Linked DNA regions of Homo sapiens: region 1 is linked to region 2. A link is an interaction called in ENCODE POLR2A ChIA-PET data of the cell type or tissue named here. Cell type or tissue: B cell. All regions are shown on one strand. Links, peaks and the distances in the headings refer to the core of each region. The heading gives the core; the rest is flanking DNA. Region 1 has its middle 15 kb from the start of LINC02625. Region 2 holds the start of LOC124902435 (a long non-coding RNA gene).

Evidence for each region. ChIA-PET counts read pairs that join two places held together with the same protein. Peaks named below come from ENCODE experiments on the same cell type or tissue, not always from the same donor. Only the 100,000 strongest peaks of a DNase experiment are listed, where the experiment ranks them.
Region 1: POLR2A ChIA-PET joins it to region 2 with 6 read pairs; 7 of 35 experiments call an interaction of 5 or more read pairs at or near these places.

The regions. Positions count from the first base shown.
Region 1 is chr10:61,879,732-61,886,907 of GRCh38, forward strand. No RefSeq gene overlaps it. Among named protein-coding and RNA genes, the nearest start is that of LINC02625, 15 kb to the left of the region's middle. In B cell, for the core only: no CTCF peak of the experiment used is centred there; no DNase peak of the experiment used is centred there.
Region 2 is chr10:61,996,079-62,002,752 of GRCh38, forward strand. ARID5B (AT-rich interaction domain 5B) reads left to right here. Exons shown (of 10, transcript NM_032199.3): 4 at 4,013-4,243. LOC124902435 (a long non-coding RNA gene) reads right to left here and starts at 4,372. Exons shown (of 3, transcript XR_007062155.1): 1 at 4,269-4,372; 2 at 3,762-3,889; 3 at 1,989-2,073. In B cell, for the core only: no CTCF peak of the experiment used is centred there; DNase peaks (open chromatin) are centred at 3,153, 4,363, 4,883 and 5,903; H3K4me3 peaks cover 3,058 bases; H3K27ac peaks cover 4,942 bases.

The sequences.
Region 1 (7,176 bases), core at 2,177-7,176, 120 kb before region 2:
ATGGCATGATCTCGGCTCACTGCAACCTCTGCCTCCCAGGTTCAGGCAACTCTCCTGCCTCATCCTCCCAAGTAGCTGGGATTACAGGCATGCACCACCACACCCGGCTGATTTTTTGTATTTTTAGTAAAGGTGGGGTTTCACTATGTTGGCCAGGCTGGTCTTGAACTCCTGACCTCAGGTGATCCACTTGCCTCGGCCTCCCAAAGTGCTGGGATAACAGGAGTGAGCTACCGCACTCGGCCCCTAGCTTGTCTTTAGAAGTCATATCTGGCAATACTGGGTTCAAAGGCTTGCAGGGAAACAGTTTAGGAAGTGCCCCCTTTTAGGATAGCTTGATCTCTCTGATTCCCCAGTGCCTCCAGCCCCACGTCACTCCTTAATGTTAGCTACCTGACCCCTGAGCTAAGCAAGCCCTGAATTTCCTTCTATATCAAGCATTCTGTTATTCCAAAACTGTATGAAATACTGTCAATTGGTATTGGGTCACTAATAAGCATTTGATAGGGTATATATTGGGTAAATCTCTGTGTTGCCACTCAATGTGATTTATTTATTTGTTAATGTCACAGGGACACTCAATGCTCTGCATCTCCATTTGTTCATCAGTGCTGAAAAAAATGGGCTACTCAGTGAAGAGCTACTGAGGCCCACGGATGCCATGCAGCCCACTGGCCTCGCTTTGAATATAAGGCTAAATGATTAGGATGCTACCTCTGTTGCTGCTTCTCAAATAACCCAGATATTTACACTAAATGATGACAAACCATGAGAATTTTTTCATTGACATTCTTCTAGTCAATGAAGTAGATCATGCAAGTGGTAAGACGGTACATTTTTCCCATGGGACTCAGTAAAACTATTTTTATTTTGAATGGAAAATAAATACAGCCTGTAAACGTTATTTATTTTTTCTGAGAAATGTCTTCTATTTCTCAAATTCTATGATTCCATGTTTTGTTAATGCCTTTCTCCACCAAGACAAAAATACTCCAAAACTGGGGATATTCTACTAATATTATATTGGTAGAAAAGAATAAAACTAAAATTGCCTAAGTATGTCCTAAATGCTTTTCAATACAATTACATTTTAGCCTTACAGCAGTCCTGTGAAGTAGATATTGTCATCCTACTTTTACTGTGAGGGACCAGTAACACCTGGAACTAGAAGTCAAACTCAGAGTGGTCTGATTTGAAATCCCAGCTTTTCCTACTTTACTTCACTGCCCCCTTGAAAAGTCTGTTTCCCAAACTGCAGACAATGACTTGATTTTTAGGTGGAACTAAGCACTGATTAGTTAAATATCCCTCCATTAGTGACTACAAATAAATAGATCTATTTTTGTCATTGAGAAATTTATTTTAGGTGTGGAAATTTTTAAATTTATCTGATTTATCATTAATTGTTTTTCATTGGTGAATTTTATTCTTAAAAAACTTTTAAGTAGCATTTTTGCTTCCGTTGTACTTACTTGTATGATTTCCTTGTATTTACTGCAGGTGGATACTGACTTTTCTTTCATTTATAAACAGTTTTAAAAGTGAGGCAATAAAACAAATAGCCAGGCCAGATGCAGTGGCTCACACCTGTAATCCCAGCACTTCAGGAGGGCAAGGTGGGTGGATCACCTGAGGTCAGAAGTTCAAGACCAGCCTGGCCAACGTAATGAAATCCTGGCTCTACTAAAAATACAAAAAATAGCTGGGCGTGGTGGTGCGTGCCTGTAATCCCAGCTACTTGGGAGGCTGAGGTGGGAGGATTGCTTGAACCTGGGAGGCAGAGGTTGCAGTGGGCCGAGATCATGTCTTTGCACTGCAGCCTCGGTGACAGAGTGAGACTCTGTCTCAAAATAATGAATACGTTAAGTTAATTAATTAAATAGCCAGGCATGGTGGCTCAGGCCTGTAATGCCAGCTATGCAGAGGCTGAGGCAGGATGATACCGTGAGCTCTGGAGTTTAAGGCTGCAGTGAGTTATGATCGTGTCACTATGCTCCAACCTGGGTGGCAGGGCAAGACCCTGTCTCTAAATATATATATTTATTTATATAAAATGAGGAGAGGAAACAGCACAAGTGGCAAATTGATAAAGAAAAAATCAGAAAGAAAATGCACCAATGTTTAAACTTCAGGAAAAATTAGTCTGAAGGGGAAGGTATTTGGTCAGGGATCTTGGGAGAGGCTAACTTCATCTGGGGTTAATTAGAGTCCCATCTCAGGGAACAGCCATCTTATTGGCTGAATATGGGAAAGGGCCAGAAATAATAAAGTATCTACAAGGAAAGACGTTAATAGAAGAAAAGATCTTTTCTCTTTTTGTCTTCCCAGTGGTTTCCTCTTCAATACACCCCTTCCTGTCTCCTAACTCGATCCCACCCAGCATCTATTACTCTCCTATTAGGCTGCTCATGCATTTTTAAATCCAGCTTAATTGGACATTGACATATTTGGCTCCTCTCTTTAGCACCAAAGCCACCCAATCAAGTAAAAAATTTATTTTCTCCTCAGTACTGCAAATGGAAAGTATCTGCATGCAAAAAAATAAAATATAAATAAAAATTCCTTCTGTAAGAAAGAATATCAACAAGAGCACAAAGTAGAACATGCCAAGTGTTTAGAAAGACAACATCAGCTTCATTTTATTTAAATGCTCCATTGTTTGTAATAAATTTTTAATAGCTTGAAAATCTAATTTTTCCACTACCAATTTTATCCTTGGCCACTTGGCAAATACTGATACTGGCTTTTTTTTTTCTTTTCTGCCTCTGTTACCCCAGTAGTAAAAGCTGGAGATCTGGATATGTGAGTTCTTAATTATGAACCATTACAATGAAAATATCAGCTCTGTATTGGGAATAGCACCAAATGGTATAAAGACCTAGACTGTTATGAATTATTTGGGACCAGAGTATCTCTCCACCCTACTATAGGAGAGAGAACACTCAGAAAAATAGAGACGAAAAGTCTGTGGGGGTGGCTGATCTGTAGTGAAACTCTTTTATAATTTAGAAGACACAATTGTACCGAACCTTTATACTAACCACATATTACTCATTGCATAATTATTGCAGGATTGAAAATGTATGACAAATGTGCCATAACTCCCCCCGCCCACTCTCATGGCAGACATTGCTAATCAACTATGAAACTCTTTCCCACTAAACATTCTAGGTGGACACCGCGGTTGGGATAGTGTGGCAGGGGGAAGGTTGGGGCAGAAAGAGCAAGAATCTCCCCTATTCCTGATACTTCCTTCTTGTAAAAAGAGCACCACTAATGTAACACTCCTACTTTCCTCCAGAGAAGAAAAAGAGACATAATCTGATTGGTAAGCTTTAAAAGAAACACTAGTCATGGGTTGCCAAGCCCCTTCCTCTGGCAGTATGCACACTCACACAGAGCATGTGCTCCTGATATTTCTCTACCAGCTAATAAATTTATCAGTGAACTTACTCCTCAACCTGTAGGAAGATCAGCAGTGGTCCAATGCTGCTGGAGGCTGGGTGTGGTCCCTGCAATATCACAGTTAAGAATGGGGACGCTCACTGGCACAGCAGATATAACCACATTCCTCAGTAGCAACTTTAACAACAACAAAGGTGATGTTTTGACTCTTTCTGTCTTACTCTTTTGCCTAGCTCTAATTGATTCAAGCCTTGGGCCAAAAAGAAGGGTGATGTTTCAGGGTCCCTTAAAACCCCTCACAGAAGCAATTGATTAGGGCGCTCACAGGAAATTGATGTACAGTCTAGTACACTTCAGGAGCCATAATGTGGTCTGATTTACAGTTAACGAGAGATGTGTGAGGTCAGTGTTGTTTGGGGTGGCATGCCAACGACCTATACAAGGCCCGACACAGGAGTAGCTCTTGTGTCATCAAGTTCCCGAGACTTTGCAGTCCAGATCATCAGTTCTGTCATTGCTTCAGACATGGTCTGTCCCAAGCAACTCACCCAACTGACCAAATTCATGGGCAACCCTCATATACTCCCGGTGGAAGTGGAAATTGGTGCCATTTTGAGGGGGCCAATTTAGCAGTACATAGCCAAATTGTCCATTTAGTTATGCATTGTGATGGCAGTTTCACTTCTGTGTATCTATTCTCATAGAAAATGCACAAAAATAAATGTCCAAGTTTATTGCAACACCTATTGTCACGATGATAATTTGGAAACTACCTAAATGCCCAGCCATAGAGAACTGGTTAAATAAATAGTTATGAAATATTGTGAATTGGCTTCTAGTCATTTCATGGGTTTTTTGGTTTGTTTGGTTAGTTGGTTGGTGTTTTAGAGACGGGGTCCTGCTCTGTTGTCCAGGCTGGAGTGCAGCGGCGATCATAGCTCACTGTATCCTCCTTGGGCTGAAGTGATTCTCCCGCCCCAGCCTCCCAAGTAGCTGGGACTACAGGTGCACGCCACCATGCCTGGCTATTTTTTAATTTTTTTGTAGAGACAGAATCTCTCTATCTTGTCTTGAACTCCTGCATTCAAGTGATCCTGCCCCCTCAGTCTTCCTGAGCACTGACTGGGATTACAGGTGTGAGCCACCATGCCTGGCCCATTTTGTTTTTTAATGTAGCAATTTTATACTATGTGTCATGGCATGGTGATAGATGGGGAAAGAGTATCCACTTCTTACTCTATATTTCTTCCGTTTGAAATTTTGAGTAAATGTTCTAATTTTATGATTAGTAATTAAGAGAAATGAACATGAATTTAATAATTTTTAATTTTTTTTTCTTGAATGGTGCTGTCCATCATTTAGACTGCTCTCCATGATGACAGTGCCTGGAAGCTGAGCAGGTAACAGAAGGTTGGTGGGAGAGCCAAGGATTGGGACAAGGGCAACAGTTGTCTGGAAGGAGAATTCTCCCATACCAAAGTGTGCCTAATCAATCCCCTCTGTCATAATAGAGTCCAGCTTTCTCCAGCTTTCCTAGGACCAAAATTCCCATGACTGCCAAAACCGAAGTTCCTTTTTTCTTTTCTTTTCTTTTCTTTTCTTCTTCTTCTTCTGAGACTGCATCTCACTATGTTGCCCGTGCTGGTGTCAAACTCCTGGGCTCAAAATCCTCCCACCTCAGTCTCTCAAGTAGTAGGGAATGCAGGTGCATGCCACTGTACCTGACTCTTTCATTTTCATAGTGCTGGAGAAACATCATTCAAGTCTTCGTCTTTTGGTTCTCATCTCAGAAACTCCAAGCAGATCATAAACACATACTCCCTGCAGTTAGATCTAATACAATGGGTTGAGCTTCAGCTTTTGCCAGGTGACTGCCCTTGAAAAGATTAAAGATCCCTGCCTCTCTCCCTTTTGAAGAGTCAACTTGGCATTCTAAAGACAGTGAGTGAAAATTCTATTTGACTTTGTCTAACTCAAATCTATTTTACCCATTTTTGTCCCTGAAAAACCTGTTTCACAGATCAAACTTTAGCCAACACTTTATGAAAAAAACTCCCAGAGTTCTATTTTTCAGCAATATGAATATTCTCCCTTGATTGAATATGAGCTGTCCTCATCTCCCTGTGACCTCCTCAACTACTCAGGCTTTTCCTTGGTGGATGTCATTTCCACAGATAGTTGGTTTCATTGATCATACATGAATCTTAAGTATTGACCACCCATCCTTATAATTGCAATCTCCTCTGCCGCGTAAGATTTGGTTTGTCATATTTACAATAATGCCAAATAATGCCTTGGGTTTGCCTAGTGCTTTCAACTTTTAAAGGCTTTTCATATCCATTATTTTATTTTGTTTTCACAATAATTCTTTTAGGTATGATTGGCTCTGTGTCAACTGACAGATGAGAGAACCAAGACTGCAAGAAGTAACTGAGAATATGTCTTGATGATGAGCGAACCAGTCCTACAACCAGTGTCTCCTACCTTTTGGTCTTGAGCTAGAAGCCAATTAATCCCAAGCACAGAATAGTTTCTAGGTACACTGGACTTTTCAAACCACTTGAAGCCTCAAAGCTTCAGTACTGAAAGCTTAGTTTGCTAGATGATGTATACCTTAAACCACTAGGCTTCTCTCTATTGAAATAAATAGGCTTGTGCCATGCTAGTTGTTGGCATTGTTTTGTCATTTTTGTTATGTAATAGGGTTCCTGTCCCTCAAGGCCAGAAGAATATAGCTATACGACTTATTTAAAAAGACACAGCCAAGGAAAGCAGTCCAAGCTTTCTATGCAGTTCCAGGTATATTGAGATCATTCTCAATATGTCTGGTAGCAACAGAGAATTCTTTATAGAAGGAGGTGGGGGCACTTGAGTTGGGTTGCAATGGATCATGAGAGAGAGAATAAGTAGAGGCATTTCAGAAACATAAATGTCATGAACAAAAGAATAATAGTCATAAAAGTTTTCTGTCTTTTCAAGATCCTGGTTCCCTCCATCTGAGATAGAATATTGATGATAACTCAATCACTGAAAGCAATTCCTCTGTGTCTGAAGGCATGCTGAGGTTAAGCAGAGACCCAAGGATTAGGGCACTGGGCACATTTTCTTTGGAGCCTGGTCACTATTCATTACCCTTCCTCAGGGCTAAGTCACTTATCAGTAGCCCATTCTTTGATTCACACACCTGACACCTTCTCACTCTTGTGTTAAGTACTATGTAGACACAACTTAGAGTGTCCAGCCACCTCCCTCCAACTGTGCTACTACCTCCAGGGCTCTACTATTTAGAAGTTCTAAAGTTGCCACAGATTTAGGACTTCTGCCTTTATATTTCCCAGCTACTAAATGATGAGGAACAGCGACATACCAAGGGTAGAGACCCTCAGAGAGGTAGAGAAGATCAATGTTTATAGAGACAAGTATTGGAAGGAGACTGCGTGCCAAGCAAAATCTCTAAATTACCAAAATTGAATTGAAGTGACTTTCTCTCAGGCTCCTCCTCGGGTGGGATAGGCTTTGTGTGAGATACAAAGGAAAAAGAAATCTACTAGTAAAGCACTTTCTATCTGGCAGAGAAGTTAACTGCAAGGTAAAAAGTCACACAATATAGCTGTTTACCCATCCCGAGTTCCCTCAGGGCTCGATCTCAATGAATGGTTTTATTTTTAACCAGAAGATCTAAACTGATCTTCTGTGTTGGGCTAACTAGCTAACGTTCCTATCCATAGGAGATGGTGCTTTAATGCCCAAAGGCCAACTTTATTCTTTCAT
Region 2 (6,674 bases), core at 1,675-6,674:
AGGCTGGCAACACATAGAGTTGGGACTATTTCCTATCACATGCATAGAAAGTAGAAAGTTAATGTACATGAATGATGTATCAATAATGTTAAATCATTACAGTGGAAATTGCAGTGTTCCAAAATAATAAGTAACAAGCTAACCTAAGGAGAGTAGAATTCTGGCTTCCAACTGGCTGAATTCTACAGTCTTACATCAAACAGAAGTCTTATATTTGACTTGATCAAAGGCCACCATCCTCGTCCCTAATAGTGTAAACCAGTTAAATCTCTGTTATTATTATTACTATTATTATTTGAGACATTTTATCCTAATGAAAAGTCCACCAAACTGGGAGTTCAAAGATTGGGTTATAAGTCCCAGCTACTCAGGAGGCAGAGGTAGGAGGATTGCTTGGGCCCAGGAGTTTTGGGTCCAGCCTGAAGAACAGAGAGAGGCCCATCTCTTAAAGAAAAAAAAGGATTGGGTGGTTATAGTCTCAAATTGGGGAATATTAACAACTAGTAATGCCACTAATAAGGTTGTTGTGAGGAACAAAAGAGACGTGAAAACACTATATAAAAAACCTTTGTGAATTTTAGTGTTTTATTATCAGTACTGGAAATAGCATTAATACTTGCTTTCTAAATGGGGAAACAGTCTCTCTGTTTCTCGTATTTTTAGTTAAGAGGGCTTTTAAAATTTGCTGTCTTCTGTGATATCTGTAACAATCCTGCAAAAGTGGCAGAGAGAAGAGATTTTGCTTCTTTGTTCTATGTACTGGGGGGTTAGGAGAGAAATAAGAATTTTTTAAAAGTCTGACAACTGAAAAAAAAAAATATATATATATATATATTTCAAAATCCAAACTAACAACCTTACTTTAAGTCTTCGCAAAAAAGTAAACTCAGAGTTACTGGTTTCAAAGTTTAGTGTGCATGAGCTATTTGGGATGCTTGTTGAAAAGGTAAATTCCTAGACCCCAGCCTTAGAGATGCTGAGTCACTGGTTCTCGATGGCACAGTATCTGATTCTGATGCAGACAGTCCCAGGACCACTATTAGCAACACTGTCTCCAGGATGCACGGACAGTTGTAGGAGTTGAGAGTAGGGGGAACTTGCTGTTTTTCTTCCAACAGAAAGAGAAGGATTCATGACTTGGCTAGTGTTTTGGGTACTGCGTGATCTAAATGTTTTGAACTAGGATGAGGTGGAGAGAAAAAAAAAAGAGGTCATTTCTAGGCACAGAAGATTGCCAGGGAGCCGACTCCATCCAGAACAGAGAATTGGGAAGCAGTTAGAGATGGCATCATCATGAAAAATGGTTAGAGAAAAAAAAAAGGAGAATGAAGGGATATGAAGGAAGTGAAGTGGTCCCAAGAGTCCAGGTGACATCTTCCATGAAACTTACTCTGAAGCAACTGTTCATTTATACTCCTTCAACCTGAGAGCACACACATTTTTCTCCATTTTATTTCAAGAATACTTGGAGAAATTGATGCACCTTTACCCCTATCATAGAAAGCTAATTGCACAACCAAGATAGAATTTTAGAATCAACAGGTATTTACAGGCACAGTATTTACTATGTATGGGAGATGGTGTTAAGTGCTATGAGGGGTAGTCCTGGCACTTAATGGTTATATGCCTCTCTCTCATTAACAATGTCTTAGACAAATCGAGTATAATACAAATCGAGTGTAATAATACAATTGACACATTGGGGGCTGCTTCTTGAAATAGCACTTAAAAACTCTGGAGAAACGACCGCATTTGAATATTTTCACTAAAACTTTTTGTGCTTTAGCTGTATAAAAAGCACGGTTTTGAACCCAAAGTTTGAACTTAGCGTCTTGGTCTGCTGTAAAAATCTCAGATGGGCATGCCTTGGGACATATATCAGCATCTCAAAACTAGTTTGCATTGGGGGACTTGCCTTCAAGGTAAACATATTTCCTTTTAATTAAGTGTGCCAGCTGACAAAGCAGCTATACACAGACCAGGCAGGAGTTGAAGACGTGTACACTGTTAAAAGATGTCATCTTGTAAGCAGCTAAACATCTCCATCCGTGGAAAAGCCGCCAGCCTGAGGAACTAAGTGAACATAATTAGAAATACATCTGGGTATTGGCCTCCTATCTGAAAAGGTCACATGCACACCTTCCATTGGTACTGGTTATGTTCCATCATTATGTTCCGTCCTTGCTCATTCGTCTCCCACTGGTTACCAGATGGCCATGATAATGTCGGTATCCTTAACAACTGTCTAGTGCAATTCCCTGCAGCATGGTAAGGGCTTGAAATATTGAGTGTTTTCCCTTTGGAGAAGCAAGTGACATGTCTGGGAATTGCTTACAACCGCTCTGATGGGGTGGTTGCGGAGTGATGGCAAACTGGGTCATGGAGCCTAAATTCAGCTTGATGTTGTACAGGTGGAGGCCACCAAAGCACGGTGTTTGCCATTTCTCAAGCTTAAGATGAAGGAAGGCTTCATCCATGCAGAATCTGGTGTTTACAAATGAGCACAAAATAAAGTGAGGTGTAAATAAGCATTAAGATCATTATAAGAGGAAGCTTCGCTAAATTTGCTGAAATGTTCCCCTGAGTTAAGGTGGTTTTGATAGAACTCTCTCACAAGAATGCTTAGGGAGTCCTCCCAGCATGGTTCTCTGAGGTGTGCCAAGTTACCAGATGGATTTGAGGAACGTTAAAAGAGAGGAGTATGGGTATGGGGAGGGTGGAGAAGGTGGGTGTATCAATCAAGTTGGGCTAGATCATGCTGCAATAACAAATGACCCCCAAATCACCACTGCTTTAGAACAACAAAGGTTTATTTTCTGCTTATGTTATATGTCTCTTTTGGATCAACCAGGGGTTCTGCTTCATGTTAATTTTACTCCAAGACCCAGACTGGCAGAGTTGCCACTATCCTGGGACATTATAGATGGTCACAGCAAAGACAAAGAGAGATTGTGGTCAGTGGTACACTGGGTCTTAAAGCAACCATCCACTTCTGTCATATTTCATTGGCCAAGGAAAGTCACAAGGCCACTGGCCTCCAAGAGAGTGAGGCACACAGGCTTTCCACAGGCCCAAAAGGAGAACAGGAAATAGTTGCTGAACAGCACTCATGACCCCAGAGCAGATGGCGATGCATTTTAGACCCATGGACATCTTTGGGGCCAGATGACCTTTTCAGAGGCTCCAAGCACTGAAAAGATTATACAGATGCTTGTTGACTTTCTATGGGGTTACAGCCCAACAAACCAATTGTAAGCTGAAAATATCAAGTCGAAAAGGCATTGAATACACCTAACCTACTGAACACATAGCTTTCCTAGCCTACCTTAAACGGGCTTGTAACATTTGCCATAGCCTACAGTTGGGCAAAATCATCTGGCAACACAGTACACTGTAGAGTACCGGTGTTCACCCTCTTGGTCTCGTGGCTGACTGGGAGCTGCCACCCACTGCCCCTGCCAAGCCTTACAGGAGAGTGTCCTACTGCATATCACCAGCCCAGGAAAAGATGAAAATTCAAAATTCAAAGTATGCTTTCTACTGAATGCATGTTGCTTTTGTACGTGGAACCATCGTTCAGTTGAGGATCATCTGTATAATCCAATATAAGAGCAATTCCAAACTAGAAATAAATGTAAAGAAGCCCAGCAAAGTTCTACCTTTCCCTATGATGAGGATGACTTTAATGCTTCAAAAAATGAAGATTCTTTCAAAACAGTTTTTGGGTCCTACTGCTTGCTGATGACACAAACATTACTTACTGTGTCTAGAGGGCCAGCCTACTCTTTTCTTTTCTCTGCAAGAAGGTCCACTGTGCGGGTAGCCTGAAGCGTATTCTGTGGGGCTGGATGGGTGAAGTGGGGCTGGGAGGATGCTGGCATCCCCCAGACTGTAACAAGGATGAGAGTCTTTTTAGTCCCAAACCAGAAGTGATTATTGAAATTATACCATGGCCATGAAAGTTCTTTGTCAGAGGGAAGAGGGTAATGGAAGTGTTTTCTCGTTTGTCTAGGGGAGGACGAGGAAGAAACGAACGTGATAGTTCTCAGCTACCCCCAGTACTGCCGGTACCGCTCGATGCTGAAACGCATCCAGGATAAGCCATCTTCCATTCTAACGGACCAGTTTGCATTGGCCCTGGGGGGCATTGCAGTGGTCAGCAGGAACCCTCAGATCCTGTACTGTCGGGACACCTTTGACCACCCGACTCTCATAGAAAACGAGAGTATATGCGATGAGTTTGGTGAGTCTTTTTTTTTTTTTCCTACCTGATTCTTGTGCGTGTGTGCCTAGTTGTTTTCAGTTCTTCTGAAGAGCGGTGATGGGGAACGGGGCTCACTTTCACAAGCCCCATGTGCTGCCCCACCCCTCCCATCCCCCAAATTATTGCGGCATAAGGCGTCATTGCCTCCTTCGTAGCCTCTGTTTACTATGAGTAAGAGATGATTATTTATAATTTGTTGTTCAATGTAGAGTCTGAAGTTGCTTGGTCGACCTTGAAATTGGACTTTAGGACAGGAAGCTTTCATGTTACTTTTCTCTCAAAAGGCTTTGTCTATTCAAATGCTTTTTTATTTAACTAGTCACTCTCTTTTCATTGTTATAAGGTATTGTAAAAATGCACCAATGGTAACCACTTCAGTAGTAAACAGTGAATAGATAAATAGATAGAAAGAAAACAACTTCAGTACTGTATGGTGGATAAATAGATAACCACTTTAGTACTGTACAGTAGATAGACACGTAGAGAGATGATAGATAGATAGATAGATAGATAGATAGATAGATAGATAGATGATAGGTGATAGATATCCATGTCCTGAATTTTTTCATACACTCATACACACACATGCACACGTACACGCACATTGTGCCCACCAAAGATGGATACATATCTTAATCTGCATCTCTGCCTAGCTAACTGGTCACGTGTCTCTACATGTAGACAGAAGGGGAGGAGAAGAAGATATCACATCACCAGTTTGGGAAGCCTTACACGGTGCAGTAGATGGCGAGATGCAAGCCAAGATAGTCGTTCTCTTACATTATCACTTTCTCATCTGTTTGTTGAGGAGACTGGATCATATCAGTGGTTTTCAGCAGGCTGGGCAGGGATGTCAGAATACCCTGGGGTAGCCTTATCAAACTGCTTGTGTTCCTGGGAATTTCTATACTTAGAGGCGTGAACCCCTACCACTCTCACCCTACCCCTTCTCTGGAATCACTACCACAGAGTGACTGCTGGGATGGCTGAGCCCTGCTGAATCCCTCATGGCTACCTGGGTGAAGAAGAGGTTGAGACCCTTAGCCTGGAGAGAGCATAGGGTCCCTTTGAACTGAAACATTCCTTGATTTTGTTGGCTGATGTTTTCCTGAGAATCACTAGTTGGCAGATTATCCAGATTCAGGTTACTCTGCTTATCCTTTGCAGACCTTGGTATGGTTTCAGGAGTCCACTATGGCCTCTTAAATTTGATTCTTCATGATTCCAACAGCCCTGGTGCTGCTACTAGAGAAATTTTGCAAGTAGCTATGTGAACAGAGTTGGGGTGAGGATGAGGAGATGGCATATGATGATCAAGAAGGAAGGGAAGACAGAGAGAGGAAGGGGAACCAAATGATCTAAGTCCATTAGATTCTAAGAGCCATGACATTTTTTCCCTCTAAATTGTGTTTTTGGATATCTCTCACAACTCTGGCTTATCAAATGACTGTCATTCTGTAAGAGGGCAACACTGTTTGTATTTATTTTTTCTTCTTCAAAGAAATTTATTTATTGTCATATTTTTAGTATTCAAATATCCTTTGACTTCAAGTAGATAAATGTATGCAATACATTTTTTTACAATGCCCTCTCTTTTCAGATCAGCATTTACAAATCTTCCCTTTTCAATACCTGTGTTTGAGTTTTTCTTCCACATTCTCGGCTCCCAAACGTTGCTTCCTACTTGCCGCTCAAGAGGTCTCTAAATTCCTGACACAGAATAAAACTGAAAGCATGTGTTCCCTCATTTAAGAGTGTTCAAAATTAGAGTTTCACAACGTAATATGAGGAAAAAAATGTTTTAACCTTTCTGGTTAATTTAAGAATTATTAGTCATTGAGTTTCAAAGCTGTTGGATCTAGAATTGGTAATAGAAAGAAGTTCCAATTTAACAGCGATCACAATGGTTGTTAAGAGTTACTAAATTAGTTTTAAATGTTCTCACAAAAACAAGCATCTGACTTTTGAATGTTTTCCTGAACTTTCTTCTGGTATAGCTAATTTTAATGCTGTTTTTCTTCTCCAGCCTCTTAAAGTGGAAGCTTTCTTTTGGAATAAAGGTACCTTTAGAGACCTTCTAGATGGCTAGTTTAATAATTAGAGTATTAGACATTTTTTAGTTGTTTGTACTTCAAATAGTTTGTACTTCTTACAGACTTTCATGTTAGTAAGTGGACCAAAAAGCTTATTTTGAGCAGATTTGAGCAACTTCACTAACATCCCTCCCCACCGTCCCACTTTCGGTCACAACCTAAATTTCCAAAGAGCACCCTTTTAAATCTCCAACTGGTTGCATTTGAAATTGACATGGGTTAAAGTGTTTGTTAAAATGTGGCATTGAGTTTCTCCAACCAACTAACAGTTGGTGGAAGAACATAAATTTAATTAGTGACTAGCATTAAACAAATGT